2 separate regions of the Homo sapiens genome follow, and region 1 is linked to region 2. A link is an interaction called in ENCODE POLR2A ChIA-PET data of the cell type or tissue named here. Cell type or tissue: MCF 10A. All regions are shown on one strand.

Region 1 (2,500 bases), 160 kb after region 2:
CTTGGCTCACTGCAACCTCCACCTCCCAGGTTCAAGTGATTCTCCTGCCTCAGCCTCCCGTGCAGCCGGGATTACAAGCGCCCGCCACGACGCTAGGCTAATTTTTGTATTTTTAGTAGAGGTGGGGTTTCACCATCTCGGCCAGGCTGGTCTTGAACTCCCGACCTCGTGATCCACCTGCCTCGGCCTCCCAAAGTGCTGGGATTACAGGCATGAGCCACCATGCCTAGCCGTGATTCTCCTTTTGTTACCACTTATGTAAGTGAGAGGTACCAACCATCCACTGATCATGAGACAATGCAAAGGATAAATAGCCTTTACTGGGGCCGCTCATTTCAACCATCACCGATTGGTCATCTCTTGTGAAGGACAAGAAGACACAGGAAGCCTCCTTCTCTGGGTCACAGTTCAAAGGACTCCTAATACAGAACTTCTTGTTCCCACAATCTGAGGCACTGAACTAGAAAAATGACAGAGGAAAAAAAAATCTTAATTATCAAACAAGCAGTTCATTGGCAATGACAGAAGAATAACTACCTTCAAGTACGGGTAGCTCCCAAATTAATGAGAATACCTTTCCATAATAAGCATTCAAATAAGGAAACAAAAGACACATCCCAAATTAAAAATGATCGGAGCAGTAGTTAGGTTATGAACTTTTAAACTTAATTAATTTTAATTAAAATTTGGAAAACATACACTTGTTGGGCTGTAATTGTGCAAGGGTATTAAAGCTCCTGTAATACACAAAACATTTCACATTAAGTAAGTTTTGGAGCAAAGTTTCTGATAGGTTTTGAGAAATTTTTGAGTTAATATTTCAGTCCCTAAGACTTAAATGACACTAACGTTCCTGCCTAAAGGGTATCCTCTAGTTCTCAGAGATGAAGATTTAAAAAGCAAACAAATAAATACTTAGAAAGCTATTATATTTAGGTTGTGGATTCTGCTTCTAGAATTCTGATTCAAATTTCGTACTAAAATGACATAAGAAAAAAATGGTCGCCCCAATTTACCAGCATTCCAAATAACCATAGTGATTTATTGGGGGGAGAAATAAGCAACAATCGGATGACTTAATCCCGAGCTTCTTGATAAGGAATATAAGACGAAGAGTCTTAGAAAAAAAAATCAGCTGTATAATCTGATAAATGAGCAGACTTTGTTCGAATGCTGTGACAGTAAATTTCAGAAGAGAGCTAAACATTATGTAACTAGAGTTCATGGAAATGTAAAGACAGATCATACTAGGGTGAAGAGAACAAGCCACTGGGGAATTAAGAAACTTGGACTTTGGTCTCTGCTCTCCCCTTCCCTACATCATGTTTGCCAAAGGACTTGTTCTCTCAGGATCCCTGAACCTTCAACTACACAACAAGAAAACTGTAAGAAATAGACCCTGAGGTATCTTCGAGCTCTAAAAATGCTATAAACCTTTGACTCTGAATGAACCTCCCTATAATTAGAGATTATAAACATGGCACAAAGACACAATAAAAGTTCCAACAAGAGCCTTTGATTGAATATACGGAAAGACAACAATATTGTCAACAGATTCCTACTGGGAAGCTCAGGTCCAAACTGACTGTGTATTTCCCTAAAGCAGCTTTTAATTAAATAAGGATTAAGCCTAAACTGAGAGCTAGTACAAATAACAGATCTAATTGTATGGTCAAACGAAAGTGCAACAATCATAATAATGTAATCAAATATAGTGCCCATATGCTATAAGACGTTGAAGAGAAGGAAAACAAAATAAGGAGCAAAGCGCATTACTTTGTCTTCTCTATGTGAATAAAAAGGTACAGAAGGATAATAAAAAGAAGGAAAAAGAAAAGGAACTAATGTTTACTGAATATCTATTAAATGCAAGACACAGTTATAGAAAACTTACATTCATTATTTTAATTCTTACAGTGATACTAAGAGCTAAATATTATTACATCTCTTTCTATAGGTGAGGAAACTGAGACTGAAAATTAAGTAATTTGCCCAAAGACACACGAAAATTAGGCAAGTCAGTATTTAGGCCCACGTTTGTTCTTTCAACTGAAACAACCTTTCTCAACACGTTTTTTTTTTATTGTATCCACTTCTGAATTGAGAAGTCTAACTTATCAGAATTTCCTGCAGTAAAACCCTTCTTCCTTATGTTTCTAATATGCATAACACTTTCCAAGATACGTCTTGTCAATCATAAATCTTTTAAATCAGAGGGCCTAGATGAAATTCTAACTGATGAATTTACAAGACATTTTCTGTTGTTCAGCATATACAATTCCCTAGGACTCTCTGACCTTAATGAAATGAGATCTAAGAGTTATTATCACCATTTCAAGAATCTCCTCCAAATCTTGTCTAAATTTAACTTAAGCTCTTCTTTTGATATCTGGCTGTGTTTAAAAGAAAGAAAAAAAAACTATTGCTTCATCAGATTTATTTTCAAATGAAAACATATCCACCACCAGTAAAGACTACAGGTGAATGTCATGACCAAACC
Region 2 (2,500 bases):
TTTGAAAAATTGGTCTTCCTTTTCCACTCAGGCTTATCCATAAGGATTTTCCCATCACTACGTGGTAGCTGTGAGTCTGGAGTCTTTGTACGTATTTGGCAGAACTGAGGTGAGGGAAGGCATATTCCTATTCCTACAAAATGAAGTTTAAGGCTCTTTCCTTTTTTTTAATGGAAGTACTTGAAATCAAAGTACTTGAATAAAGTACTGTGAAAAATAGATTTCCATGAACCAGGCAGAATAAACAATGTGTTAGCTATTTCCACATCACAATGGCTCCATTTTCCTCTCTCAACCAAAAGTCAATAATCTCAGTGTTTTCACATCAACGAATTTGTTTTCTTTTGAGCCAGCTACTTTAGGCCTAAGGTTAAACACCATTCTGTAAGTGTTAATCACAATTGTATTTCTTCTCATTCCAACAGGTCATAATCTGTCCCTCCAACACCACCATTCTCCCCCTTATCCACCAGTTCCCCGGGGAACAGGCATCATTCTTGAATTTATTATTCTTTTGTTGTATTTTTTCCCAGTTACTAGAATAAGAATGAAGTCATCTGGTTAAACAAGTGTATTTCCCAATCAAGAAAAACCAGGCCATTCCCTTCCATAGGATAGCCACTGTGAGCTGTGGTCATTTAGAGATCTATTATTGAGCATGTGATCTATGAAACCGAAGCAGACGGCACTAGAAAGGTTGCCATATTCTACTAACGTGTTTAATGATGTAAGCAAGTATGGAAACTGTGAAACTGAAGTGCTTAACTTCTATAATCTAGCTGCATTCATGGAATTCATTGCTTGAATTAGGGTCCATGAAGGATAGGAAAACTAGCATAAAATAAGATATTTTGTTATATATTTCTTTGAAGTGCAAGCTATAAGCCAGTCTATTCTATCACTCTCTGTACACCTCAACTGTTTTTCTTCCTTTGGTCTCTGCCTAAACAGTGTCAGTCAGGTTCCTACTAAAAGATTGGCAGTGATACAGAAGATAGTTGGGAGGTACGATAGCATTCGAACGCTATGATTTAGCCATGTGGAATCCACCCTGTCTCAGATAGGGAGCTTGCAAGTGCTGGCATGTCTCTCTGTGCTGGTCTGCCAGCCTCCACACATTATGTTTTGAAAGCACTTCCTCCAACTGCCGCTGAACTGGCAGGGCGGATCTCCTGTGGATCAGTTTTTCCATTCTCTCAGTCCTGCTTAAGCACAGTGTTCTGTTGTCTGTCAACCTTCTGTTCTAGACCAGGCCCCGCCCTTGACCTACCAAGAAAGCTGGGAGCTATTGGAAAGAAAGAGCCCTATTAATGATGCATACCATACAGCCAGGCATCTGAGTCTTCCCCACCTTTCCAGCCATATCCCACTGGCTTTGGACCAGCAATAGGCAGGGACAAAGCAGAAGACATATGATAATTTGGTTTGTTTAAAACAGATAGCTTGACTGAATGTACACTGGGCACCTTGCATATCCTGTGCACATGCAATACATACCAGAATCTCTTCTGGTGCTCATGAAACCCAGAGATCATCTCTCTCTGCACCCAACCCAGAGCTATCAGTGACATCTCATGAGATGTCCTTTTGATTCATTCCAGTGGAAGAATATTATTTTAATGCCCTCTAAATACAAAGTAAAATCAATAGTTGTTTTCAACTACCATCTCTTTGCCCAAAACCATCTAGAATCTCAAGATCGTACAGATGTGGTATAAGGTATGATCCCTCCCCCTGAAAGTACCTAAAATTCTATTAAGGAGACAAGACCATACCCAGAGCCATGTGAGAACAGTAAGTGGTGATAAATTAAATACAATGGCATAGGTCTTAGTAATATGAGTGATAAGAATTTTAAGAAAGAAAAGATACAAGTGAGGCGGAAGTGCTGGGGGAATGCTTCATGAAGGAGATTGAGCTTAAAGGATTAATTTATAGTATTTTGCTTTGTAGAAAAAGTCAGGAAGTCACAAACAAATTGTAAAGCATCCAATGCTCATAGATAGGAAGAATCAATATCACTAAAATGGCTACACTGCCCAAAGCACTTTACAGATTCAATGCTATTCCTGTCTAACAACTAATGACATTCTTCACAGAACTAGAATAAACTATTTTAAAATTGATATGGAACTAAACAAGAGCCCAAATAGACAAGGCAATCCTAAGCAAAAAGAACAAACCAGAAGGCATCACATTACAGGGCTACAGTAACCAAAACAACATGGTACTGGTACAAAAACAGGCACATAGACCAAAGGAACAGAATAGAGAGCCTAGAAACAAGGCCACACACCTATGACTATCTGACCTTTGACAAAGCTGACAAAAACAAGCAATGGGGAAAAGATTCCTATTCAATAAATGGTGCTGGGATAACTGGCTAGTCATATGTAGAAGACTGAAGCTGGACCTCTTCCTTACACCATGTACAAAAATCAACTCAAGACAGATTAAAGACTTTAATGTAAAACCCAAAACTATAAAAACCCTGAAAGAC

Evidence for each region. ChIA-PET counts read pairs that join two places held together with the same protein. Peaks named below come from ENCODE experiments on the same cell type or tissue, not always from the same donor. Only the 100,000 strongest peaks of a DNase experiment are listed, where the experiment ranks them.
Region 1: POLR2A ChIA-PET joins it to region 2 with 6 read pairs; 2 of 35 experiments call an interaction of 5 or more read pairs at or near these places.

The regions. Positions count from the first base shown.
Region 1 is chr1:99,737,809-99,740,308 of GRCh38, forward strand. It overlaps FRRS1 (ferric chelate reductase 1), which reads right to left. Exons shown (of 17, transcript NM_001361041.2): 7 at 278-460. Among named protein-coding and RNA genes, the nearest start is that of FRRS1, 28 kb to the right of the region's middle. In MCF 10A, no CTCF peak of the experiment used is centred here; no DNase peak of the experiment used is centred here.
Region 2 is chr1:99,579,504-99,582,003 of GRCh38, forward strand. No RefSeq gene overlaps it. Among named protein-coding and RNA genes, the nearest start is that of PALMD, 65 kb to the right of the region's middle. In MCF 10A, no CTCF peak of the experiment used is centred here; a DNase peak (open chromatin) is centred at 1,108.